4 separate regions of the Homo sapiens genome follow, and regions 1, 2 and 4 are each linked to region 3. The links are chromatin contacts, found by Hi-C or POLR2A ChIA-PET in ENCODE. All regions are on one chromosome and are shown on one strand. Each heading gives the region's core, a stretch centred on a gene start or an enhancer-like site at or near the end of the contact. The rest is flanking DNA. Distances are from core to core; before and after follow the strand shown. Region 1 overlaps SH3PXD2A (SH3 and PX domains 2A). Region 2 holds the start of NEURL1 (neuralized E3 ubiquitin protein ligase 1). Region 3 holds the start of NT5C2 (5'-nucleotidase, cytosolic II). Region 4 holds the start of CALHM2 (calcium homeostasis modulator family member 2).

What was found. A loop is a pair of places that touch in the nucleus more often than their neighbours do. ChIA-PET counts read pairs that join two places held with the same protein, here RNA polymerase II (POLR2A). Pooled maps may share reads with other maps.
Region 1: a map with no recorded cell type shows a loop between it and region 3 (4-fold over the local background). The contact joins the enhancer-like site here to the promoter of NT5C2 in region 3. A Hi-C loop is called at or near these places in 2 of 37 single-sample maps with no recorded cell type and 4 of 50 pooled maps.
Region 2: a loop to region 3 is called in a pooled map, with 5 times the contacts of the local background. The contact joins the promoter of NEURL1 here to the promoter of NT5C2 in region 3. A Hi-C loop is called at or near these places in 1 of 168 maps with a recorded cell type or tissue (CD8-positive, alpha-beta T cell), 5 of 37 single-sample maps with no recorded cell type and 7 of 50 pooled maps. POLR2A ChIA-PET finds 5 or more read pairs at or near these places in 3 of 52 experiments (GM10248, HEK293 and activated CD8-positive, alpha-beta memory T cell).
Region 4: a loop to region 3 is called in a pooled map, with 2.6 times the contacts of the local background. The contact joins the promoter of CALHM2 here to the promoter of NT5C2 in region 3. A Hi-C loop is called at or near these places in 2 of 50 pooled maps. POLR2A ChIA-PET finds 5 or more read pairs at or near these places in 2 of 52 experiments (GM12878 and activated CD4-positive, alpha-beta T cell).

The regions. Positions count from the first base shown.
Region 1 is chr10:103,695,253-103,697,952 of GRCh38, forward strand. All of the region lies in intron 5 of SH3PXD2A (SH3 and PX domains 2A), which reads right to left. Among named protein-coding and RNA genes, the nearest start is that of SH3PXD2A-AS1, 50 kb to the right of the region's middle. RefSeq lists enhancers at 458-1,204, 769-878, 1,314-1,458, a silencer at 1,089-1,148 and a cis regulatory region at 1,381-1,391. Within about 2 kb of position 1,384, at least 18 of the 41 ENCODE cell types and tissues checked have a DNase peak (open chromatin) inside an H3K27ac peak, as active enhancers do.
Region 2 is chr10:103,492,279-103,494,978 of GRCh38, forward strand. It overlaps NEURL1 (neuralized E3 ubiquitin protein ligase 1), which reads left to right and starts at 1,427. Exons shown (of 6, transcript NM_004210.5): 1 at 1,427-2,194. The coding sequence starts at 2,110. It overlaps NEURL1-AS1 (NEURL1 antisense RNA 1), which reads right to left. Exons shown (of 4, transcript NR_120675.1): 3 at 2,283-2,457. RefSeq lists silencers at 1,636-1,785, 1,796-1,925, 2,006-2,105 and an enhancer at 1,772-2,321.
Region 3 is chr10:103,192,003-103,194,702 of GRCh38, forward strand. It overlaps NT5C2 (5'-nucleotidase, cytosolic II), which reads right to left and starts at 1,270. Exons shown (of 19, transcript NM_001351169.2): 1 at 1,234-1,270. RefSeq lists enhancers at 11-699, 700-1,386 and a silencer at 1,085-1,364.
Region 4 is chr10:103,451,120-103,453,819 of GRCh38, forward strand. It overlaps CALHM2 (calcium homeostasis modulator family member 2), which reads right to left and starts at 1,251. Exons shown (of 4, transcript NM_015916.5): 1 at 1,037-1,251; 2 at 1-166. CALHM1 (calcium homeostasis modulator 1) reads right to left here. Exons shown (of 2, transcript NM_001001412.4): 2 at 2,121-2,700. LOC124902494 (a long non-coding RNA gene) reads left to right here and starts at 1,324. Exons shown (of 2, transcript XR_007062275.1): 1 at 1,324-2,117. RefSeq lists enhancers at 1-293, 242-862, 863-1,484 and a silencer at 1,323-1,652.

The DNA.
Region 1 (2,700 bases), core at 134-2,633, 500 kb after region 3:
TCCAGCTCTGAGCAGGTTGAGGCTACCCAGGCTGTTCCTATGAGACAGGGAGTTTGAGACCAGCCTAGGCAACATAGTGAGACCCCCTATCTCTACCAAAAATAAATTAGCTAGGCATGGTAGCAAGCACTTGTACTCCCAGCCACAAGGGAGGCTGAGGTGGGAGGATTGCTTGAAGCCCAGGAGGTCAAGACTGCAGTGGGCTGTGGTGGTGCCACTGCACTCCAGCCTGAGTGACAAGTGAGACTCTGTCTCAAAAAGAAAAAAAAAAAAAAAAGAGTGGGGAAGACACAAAACTCACATGCTTGGAGGGCCTCCTTTGTGCCAGGCCCTGGTTGGTGATTCTCAGCCTGCTATTCAATGGAATCATCTAGAAAGTGGTTAAAATTCAGATGCAGGGCCCCACCCCAACCTACTGCATGGTCTGCATCTCCAACAAACTCCCCTGGGGATTCTGAGGCTGCTCCAGTGTTGCATAATCTCCATCAGGCCTCCAGCCACCCCTAAGAAACATTTATGCTCAGTAAGAACAACGTGCTTGTAGTGCTGAAGGAGCCTCTAGAAAATATCTCTTGGCCTGCCTGTCCTTCAGCCAGAGTTCAGAGTCCTCCCCACCGAGGACTTCCGGGTCCCTCCCTGCAGGGGGTGTGGGCTCTCCTCTTGCAGGTGAGAAGACCAAAGCTTAGAGAAGCCGGACAACTTCCTCAAGGCCATAGTGAGTGGGTGAGACCAGGACTGGGGACCAGAAAACCCAGGCCTTGCTCTGAGGCTCAAGACAAATGCCCACTTACCACCCCTTCCTGGAGTAGTGGATGCAGGAGTAGAAGGCAGAGCCCAGAGGGCCTGATCAGCACATGGGGTTAATGGGGTGGAGGCTGAGGTCCTGGCAGTGGGGGTCACCAGGCTGTGACTGAATGGTGGGAACGAAGAGGAATCCTGAATCCTTCAGGGTGTCTGGCCTGCCCGAGCAGGCGCTGCCCTAATAGGAGACCTTCTGGAAGTTTCCAGTTGGGCATCCTTTAGCAAAGCCATTTCATATTTTTAGCTGCTGAATAGGGTGATAAGCAGTTTAGGTATCCAGTGGCTGGGACTCTCCCATCCCTCACATACGAGGGCAAGACGCAAAGGCAGGGATCCCCCTTCACACCATGACCACTTCCCACTGCCCTATAACCAGTTCCAGTCTGGCAGGACAGCAGGGCCCTCTGCTGGGGCTCAGTTCCCTAACAACTCAAGAACCCCCCCTCTTCCCATCAGTCCCCTTCTCCAATCCACACTCCGTCCTTGCTCCAAGTCTTGCCCTGAGCTGGTGCTGACAGCCCCCACCCTGCCGGTGACTCCACTCCTGGTAGGTCACAGTCTAGCCTGCTTCCGACTTGCTGCTGAATCATATCGGCCAGGGAGCCACAGGAAGAAGAGGAGGGGAGGAAGGGCGGGGCTAGCATCTCCCTCTAGCGTTGCCAGAGGCTAATGTAATTGAAAAGGCCTCCCAAGCTGTGTCCTAAAACAGCTCCCATCAGACCACTCAGCCATTCATTCTCTGCAGCTGGTCCAGGGGTGACTCAAACCACAGGTACAGTGACCCACAGTCCCAGGAAAACAGGGACATGGGACTTTCAGGGCTCAAACTGGACAAACTGGGATGGGTGATCTCCTGTGGTCCACAGGTCTGGCCTGGCTGGGAAAGAGGGGTGGAGTTCCTCCAACCAGCACTCCATCCCTCCCCATCTAAACAAGGACTCCTGGGGCCTCTACTCCCACCCCGCCCCATCCCCGGGTGATACGGTTCCTCTCTTGGCCCCTCCCCATAGGATGATGCAAGCTATGTTTGGATGAGCAGGTTCTGGAGACGGAGGCCTCCAGTTCAAATCCCTGCTGCTTGCAGTGGGGGCAGGGGGGTGCCCTTGATCTACTTTCTTGGCCTCTTGAGCCTCTACTTCTCTATCTGTAGAACGAGGACAATAATAGCACCAAACCCCTGGGGTTTGGGGAAGATGCAATGTACAGTGTGTAGAAAGGGCTTCGCACAGTGGCCGGCACAGAAACTGCTATAAATTGTCTTTGTTGTTATTCTTTCATACCTGGGCCCATCTGACCCACCTCAGTTGCTACACAGGTGGCAAAGACCTGTTTAAACCTGGGTCCTACAGAGCCCCTGAAACAAAAGGAGCTTCTCCTTAAGGACCTCACCACGATGCTGGCAGACAGTGCCAGGCAGGTGTGATTCCAGCCCCACTTTCAGAGTTTTGGGCTTTCGCAAATGCCAGAACAACCACTGGTCTCTGTCTAGCGCCGAGCACCAGGAAGTGTGTTCATCCCTGACCCACAGGAATGGACGCACGCCTCTGGACCCCTCTATTAGGACACATTTAACCTCCCAAGGAGTGGCCAACTCTCAGAGCCCCAAAACCAAGAGATGTAAAGGGCTTGCATTTTTATGCTAATGTAGACCCGAAAGGGTTTTTCTTTTTTCCTTTCATTTTATCTTGGCCAGACACGCTGTGCTCCCTCCCCGGATGCTCTAGTGAAATGGCTGGTGTTGGAGACTGCACAGGGAGAGGCTGGTGGGGGCAGGAAAGGCACTGAACAATTCACATGTGTTGTTCCCCTGTTTTGACACATGGCTCCCCACACTCTGCCTTCCCCTTGAAAACTCCCAGGATTTATTCTTTGGTGTTCTGAAGTAGGCAGAGCAGGTGC
Region 2 (2,700 bases), core at 177-2,676, 300 kb after region 3:
TCCAGATTCCAGAGAGACAGTGGCTGTCACAGATATTTCTAGCTTGCCTGGAGTCCCAGACATTTAAGGGTAGAATGCCTGGAATGGGGATGGAGAGAGGAGAGTAGGAGAGGAAAATAAAGGGTGGTTCAGGAGGCTCTGCCCCCAGGGATCTCAGTGGAGCCTCCTGGCCCACAGTGGGAAGCATGCATTCCACAATTATTTTCTGAGAATCTGTCACATGCCAGGCATTCCCCCAGTGGGTAAGGACACCCTGGTGAACACGACTGACCTGTGCTCTCCCCTCACAGAGCTTATGTTCTAGCAGGGAGGCAGAAGATAAACGAGGAAAGGCTACTTGTAAACAAGTTCCATATAAAAGCTATGATGAAAATAAAATGGAATATTGTGGAAAGTGACTGACAGTGGAGGGGGTCCTTTAGTTGGGGCAGTCAGGGAATGTCAGGACACGAATTGTGCCTAGATAATGAGGAGCTGCCAAATGGAGACTTGGGGGAAGAACCTTTATTACAGAAAAGGATACATGAGATGTCCCCCTGCCCACCCATGTCTTCACTGGACTCTGGATCTGAGTTGCTGAAGCCAGAGCAGGGAGCTAGAGATGACTTAGAGGAGCAGGAAGTCTGATTCCCTGGGGGGAACCTTGGAACATCTTCCATCCCTGATAGACCAGGAGAGATGCCCCGGGTCCAGGAAGGAGAAGAATGACTTCTGTTTCCCTTCCTGAAGGCTTCTTGGTGCAGTGTTGAGCTACAGGAAGGCACTAGCCACATGAGCAGGGCCCTTGCTGAAACCCCCTTCCTCCAGGAAGCCTTCTTTGACTGCCATAGGCTGCAGAGGCTCCTCTCCCCCACCTTGTTATAGCTAACAGAACCACTCAGTTCAGAGCTGGTGGTCTTCTGATGATCTGTCCCGGAGATCTGTTCCCTCAGCTTGGCCAGAGCTCCAGGCTTGTGAGTCTGGTCCGCGGGCATTCAAAGGCCCTCAGTGGCATCTGTGCATCAGTGAGACTGCCCGGGGTTCCTGCTCTGAACCCTTGCCCTAGTGCCCCTAGCCTGGCTGAGAACGGAGGGTCAAGTGCCGGGGTTCTAATCTCAATTACTTTATCCAAGCATCCGCTCGCTCATTTACATGTTTCCCTGGGCTCTCCACTCTGCGCCAGGCCCGGTACCTGGAGCTAGGGAAACCGAACATTAGTGCTGGCTCGCCCGCCCCCGCATCCGGGGAGCTCGGCGTTCTCGCGGCCCTGCTCCCCTTGTTTTCAAGTGCAAGTTCCATGTTTCCGTGCTGGGAATAAGGCCAGCCCCGGGTGCCACCATACTCGCCTGATGTCTTACCCCGACCCGCGCCGCCGAGAGCTTGCGGCTACGGGAACGCGGCGCGCCCCGGGGCCACATCTGGCCTAGCGGGCGCGCGCGTGTCACTAAGACGCTCATTCACCGGCGCAGCTGTCACCATAACAACCGGAGCGAGGGAATCCTGGAGACTGCCGGGGCGGGGGGCGGGGGCGGCGGTCGCAGGAGGGACCCGGCGCGGGCGGGACCGCGGCGGTCGGGGGACACCAGCTGCGTCGGAGCGCCCAGAACGCCCCGCGCTCCGCCGAGCCCCGCTCCACGCAGACCCGCGGGCGGGAGGGAGCCACGCACATCGCCGCCGCGGCCGTCTCCGCGGGGCGGTAACCGAGCCTGCCTCGGAGCCGCCGAACGCCCACGCCAGCGACCCTGACTCTATGGCCCCGGGGGAGCGCGCCGGAGCCGCCGCGCCGCCCACCCCCAGCCGGAACCCTAGCGTCCCGGGGAGCAAGCGGGGAGCCCCGGGCGTCCCCGGCCCCGGCCCAGGGCCCTGCTTGTGGCCCCCGCTCCCGCCACGGGGCATGGGAGGCAGGTAGCCCAGCCTGCGCCAGGACACCCGTGGCGGGCGGAACCCGCCAAGGACCGCGAAGTCCAGAGAAAGGAAGCTGAGGAGCTGCCCGCCCGCCCCCGGCTGCAGCCCCAGCAGGGCCCTCCCCCGGTGGCGCGCACCCGCGCGCGCACACTCGCACACCGCACCTCAGCGCCTGCCCGGCCTCGCCCCCACCCGCGAGCGCCGAACCTCCTGGGGCCGGATGCCATGGGTAACAACTTCTCCAGTATCCCCTCGCTGCCCCGAGGAAACCCGAGCCGCGCGCCGCGGGGCCACCCCCAGAACCTCAAAGGTAGGCTCCCCGGCCGAGCGCTGCTGGAGGACTGGGGCGCAGGTGGAGGGCCAGGGAGGTGTGGTTGGGGAGGGCGGGCAGACGCCACCTGTTGTGCGTGTCTGGAGGCCGGAGATGCACCTCTGGCCGTGGAGTGGGCTGGGGGTGGAGGGCAGCCGGCGATGATGGTGATGGAGGATGGCGTCCCGCGGGGTCTGCGCAGTTCTGTCTGCTGGCACTGGGAACGTCACTGGAGTCCCCTCAGGCCATGGTCTTAGGCGAGCCTGAAGAGATGGGAAAGGATGTTTGCCAGGTCGATAGGGGAGTGGGGAGTGAGGAGGGAAGCTTGGGTCGTCCGTGTCTCCAGGGAGGCACCTCGATGGGTCTCCTTTCCATCGGCCCTAGGGCTGGAGAGACCAGGCTGGGAGCACTAGTTGCATTTCCAATGGGAGGGTTTTAAAAATTCAGGACAGGATTACAGCAGCCTGGAAGAAAGGGTCAGAGCTGCTGGTTCCTGGGGTCCTTTG
Region 3 (2,700 bases), core at 20-2,519:
TTCGAACTTCACCCTTTCAGGCCTGGATGTCTTCATCTGGATAAATTCTAACCGTTGTTGAAAAGCCATGTGGTAAATATTTTTGAAACCTAAAGCCTTCTCTACGCAATAACACTAAGTTTTCATGGTAAATGACACAGTTTCAATATTCTCCCTTTCACATTATGGTCAGTAGTTTGCATTCGTTGCTTGAAGAGGCGAAATGAATAGTCTACAGACACTGGGAACCAAGTACAGCTCAATCCTGAAGAACTCATCGGCCCCTGGACGGGCGCGCACACACCCCCCTGTAATGGTGACTAGTCATTTCGGGGCGCTGTACTTCAGAGCACGACCCCCCTCAAACATCAAGGCCCTAAAGGTGAAAGCCCAGGAAAACGTCGATTCGGACAGCAGCCTCTACCTGCTGCTTTTAGAAGCTGTGGCCTGCCGGAGTCAAACCCCCAAAACGTTTTTCTTAAACTAAGGGTTCAGGCCTCAGATCGGCATCTCGCCCTCTCCGATTTCAGGAGCCCCGAAAAAAGGAGAAGAATAGGCCGCCACTGAACGGCTCAGCCCCCTGACCAGGAGCTGTCCGGATGTTTTTTGTGGCGGCTTGCAATTCGCTGTGACCTTTCCAGGAAGTGTTGCACACGGGCGTGTGGCAAACGAGCTGGCCGTTTCTCGCGGTCCTGCTAAAACGCTGTCAACCTGGCGCTCCACCAGAGGCCCCTTGGCTTCTCGGGAGGCGACCGAGGAGCTCTGGGGGCGGGGAGGCTTTTACAAGAAGCGAAAAGACGGCCTCAGGGGTGGCCGGGAACAGCCTGGAATCAGCTGGAGGACGTCAGCAGGACTGAGGAAAGGGCTACCACCAGCGTGAGGAAAGGGGGGAAGAGGGCGGAACGCGGCGAACGGCCGCGCTGGGAGGCTGAGGCGGGGTCCCAGCGAGCCGGCGGCTGGGAAACAATGGCGCGAGCGTGACGTGGGCCGGAGGCGTCGCGGCGGCGCGGAGGAAGGGGCTGCCGTGGGGCGGGGGCCGCACCGAGGGAGTTGGGAGGCGTGCGGCGTCCGCGAGCGCGCTGGCGGGGACTCGGCCTAAGGAGAGGGGCCTTGGGGCCATGGTCCCTGGGGGCCGGGGGCGGGGGCAGGCGGCGGCCGCTACCCTGGGGTCGCGTGTTCGGCCGCGCACCTCCCCACCTAGCTCCCCGTTCGCCCGCTCCTTCCCCGCCCGCCCACGGGGCCCGCCGCACTCACCGGCTCCAGCGCACCGCAACAATCCCAGCGCGCAACTGCCGCAGCCGCCTCAACGCGCGCCCTCCCCGCCCCCGCCGCCCGGCACCGCCCCGCGCCGCCCCTCTGCTCGCGCCCGGCCAGGGACCGGCGCGCTGTTCCGTCCCCCAGCTCCGCCGCAGAGTTCGGCGAAGCCGACGCTCCCTGACCGCGCTGCGTCTGTCTGTCCCGCGGGTCTGGAGATCTTCAAACGATGGAACACCGGCTTTGCCCTTCTGAGGGTCTCCATCCCTTGGCATTCTGCCTGCGCCCCTCAGCCTGGCCCTGGGCTAACCTCTCCACTGTGTCTCATTCAGAAGAAGCTTTTCCTTGGGAGGAGAGGGCATCCTTTTTCCCAGTCACAGAATGTTTTGGTCTAATGGACCTCAAGGCCCCTCATGCGTCCACACCCCCATGGCACCCTCGAATCCCCTTGATGGCTAAAAACACCAGCTTTGAAGTTTGTCAGAACGAGTTCCAGTCCCAGTACCACCACTTACAAACTGTAACCTCGGGCGAGGTACCTGACCTCCTATACCTGGTGCCCACATTTGTAGCACCAGGATAGGGAACAACAGTCCCCACATCAAAGGGTGTTGACGGGATGAAATCACACAATATAGGTGAGGCCCTCAGCAGGATCCTGGCACACAGTAAGCACTCAATAAATGTTCACCCCACCACCAGCAACTCAGCAGGAAGACTCCGCAAAAGCAGCTAGCTATTTCCAGAGGACTGAATTCCTTGGTCCGAGCAGCTCTCACCAGTGAGAAAATGTGTCTAAACTTCCACTCTCAGGGCCGAAATTCGATGCCTTGGAGCCACAGAGAACAAACGTCTAATCTCTCCTGGACCTTTGACTTTTCAGATACTTTACTTCTATCACCTCTGCCCAAGGTCTTCTCATTCCACATCAGTGTCTCCCGTTCCTTCCATTGTTCCTCCTCTGCCCTGGTTTTGAGGGTCTTTATCCCTCTCACGCAAATGGTAGATTTGACTGTGATTTCTTTAGAATACATCACCCAAGACTGAACCAAATGTTTGTGGTATCATCAGAGCAAAGCAGGACTATAGCTTCCTCCTTTTGGGACCTATCGCTTTGCACTCCTGCGATAAAGTTCTTGGCACCCATACTGTTGACTCATATTGGGCTTGCAGTCAACCAAAACCTCCGCGTCTTTTTAATAAGTGCTCCGCCAGAGCACTTCTACCCCTTCTTGTGCTTCTCAGCCAACTTCGCTTCAGGTCAGCTAAGGATAGACCTTGGGCCCCTCACCTTCTAAATTTCTCAGGATATATGGAAAAGAGGAATAGGGGTTGGAAGCTGGCATAACACAATCTTTAAACCAAGTGCATTTGAAAAAAGGCCAGGGTGGCGGGGCGTGGTAGCTCACACCTGTAATCCCATCACTTTGGGAAGCCAAGGCAGGTGGATCATTTGAGGTCAGGAGT
Region 4 (2,700 bases), core at 1-2,500, 260 kb after region 3:
CTCTTCCGCAGCCGTGACCCCTCTCCTATCCAGCAGCCTCCCAGCAGCTCCGCTCCACCCCGCCTGCCAGCAACAGGAAGCCCTGGTGAGACCAAAGGCTCAGCGGTGCCACCAGCTCATCCGGAGATTATTCTGCCTTGGTCTGGGCTGTAGCGACGCTGGCAACCTGCCGGGAAGTGGCCATGGCCTCGGGCAACAGCGAAGTTTAGCCCAACTCCCTTCCCAGCCTCCACCCACACAAGCCTGAGAGACAGGCCAGGGTGTGGCCCCATGTCCTCCCCCTCTGGAGGGTGAAAAACAAAACTCCCCAGGCCAGAGGAAGCCAGGGAGTGGAGGGATGGGGTGAGCGCCAAACACAGACCTAGCCCTGTTCCCTTCCATGCTTCATGGAGGGATCACCCCTTCTAGATCACCCCTTCTGTCCCTGCCAAGGAAGGCTGCCAGATGGGCTCAGGCAGAGCCATGTGGCCATGCAGACTCCAAGAAAAGGAGAAGCTGGAGGAGGAGGACCAGGAGGAACAACAGGAGGAGGAGGAGGAGGAGGAGGAGGAGGAGGAGTCTGATTCTTCCCCCACTTCACAGCCTGGAGCTTCCAGCCTAACTTCCTGGGAAAGGCAGTTTGCATCACTGCTGGGGAAGAATGGGTTAAAGTCAGCCCCCTTTGCCCCATCCTTTTCCCTTCTTGGCTTCTAGGCTCCTAATTAGCTCCCTGTGGAGGCCCTGGGTTCATAAACTGGCTCAAAGTGGGGTACAAGATACCTGCACAGGGTGGGTGGTGAGCAGAGGATGGGCCAGGCCATCTTCTGAGACCACTGCCCCCAGGCCAAGGATGGGTCACATCCAGACCCCCAGTGGGACCTCCTCCAACATCAGTGACGACAGGAGACTGGCGGCTCGGGGAGGGGCAGGACTGCTCCCTGTTCAACCGGGTGGAGGGAACCTCAGCTAGGGGCCTCTCTCCCTCTGGGCAGCGTGGGACAGGCCCCACCATGCTCCGCTGACACCTGGCACACCCCAGGGAGGGCCCCTTCCTTACCTGGGGCCAGCTGTGGGCACTTGTGGCCATGGCCTCCTCGGGGCCGGACTCTCCAAGTGGCCTCCAGGAGGGCGGTGCAGGGCAGCGGCGGCCTCCGCCGTTCCCTCCCGCTTTTCTTCTGCACGGGGGCCTGGGGCTGGTGGCGGCTTCAGACTAATCTAACTCCAGAAAAGAGAGAAGAAAACAGTGGGATGGAGTCTGCGCGCCAGTGAGTGGAAAAACAGCCTCCCGGCGCCACCAGGCAGAGGAGGGCGGGCCCCGAGGGCGGCGCGAGAGGAGAGGAGCCGAGAGGAAGTTGAGATGCCTGTTCTGCAGCTGCTGCGCGTCCCACCGACCCGCTGCTCGCCGTCCCTGGGCCGTGCTGGCCCTCCGCCCTCGGCCCAGACCCGGACCGGGCCATGCTCCACACCAATGGGACCAGTCGGGAGGGCCACGTGGGGATGTGGAGGCATTGGGGAGATCTGACCCAGACCTGCCCCCCATGACAGTTTCAAGAGCACCCCACGTACTTGACCCCCGCTGGGCAGAAGCTACCAAAGGAGACCCCGCGAGGGTCAAGGGAGGGTGTCGTCAGGCCCGCGCTGAGCCCTGCAGGATGCTCAGGGCCAGGGCCCCACCCTCTACTGGCCCTTCTCCCTCAGAGTTGTCCATTGACTGGACAAACCATCCCCAATGCTGACTCTTTGACCTATAGTCAGCTAACTCCCCGGGACCTGCTTCGGATCCCTGGAGGGCTGAGGATTGAATTCAGGAGCCTAGGGATTCTCCGGGTCCTGCAGGCAGAGCTCCAACTGGTGGGTGAAAGTTACAAGGAGGCAGGTTTCTGAAGGAAGCCCTGTGTAATAATCAGAGCTGCCCAGCCTGTATCTAAAAGTGGTCAAGATGCGGGCTGAAGCGTCACGGGTCAGGAATGCTGCACAGGAGAGTCTACGGACAGGCTAGATGACCCTTAGCATGGAGGGAGAGGACCCCCGACATCTGTCAGCTCTGCAGTGCTCGTGGTTCCGTCATGGTGGAGCTGCCGAGTGACCCGCTGGCCTCCCTGAGCTGGGCTTGACCATATGTACGAAGGAAAGAAAAGGTACCAAGTTCTGCTTGTTTATTTGTTTGTTTCAGATCCCAGCATGTGCTAAACACAGTCCCAGATCCTTCCCTAAAAGTTATCTTCCTCTATCCTTACCACAATCCTGAAAATCAGGTCTTTTTTAAAAAATAATTTTTTCATTTTAAAAAAATTATAAATCTTCTCTTTATTCTTCTTCTTCTTCTTATTATTATTATTACTTTACAGAGACAGAGTCTTGCTATGTTGCCCAGGCTGGTCTCCAACTCCCAGGCTCAAGTGATCCTCCCTCCTTGGCCTCCCAAGTGCTGGGATTACAGGCATGAGCCACTCCGCCTGGCCAAGCAGGTCTTCTAATATCCATTTTATAGACAGACACACTGAGGCTTAGAGTGGCTGGGTGACTGGCCACAAGTCCTGCAGTGCTGGTATTTGAACTCAGGTGTGCCTGACCCAAAGCTTTGCTCTTCATCACATTTGTACCTCCTGATACCTCCGGGCCTTCTCTTCCCACTGGAAGTGCTGCCACCCACCAACATACACCTTGTTTTTTGCTCATCCTAATCCTCCCTGACTTCAGGGCCCATACCAACTCCTACCT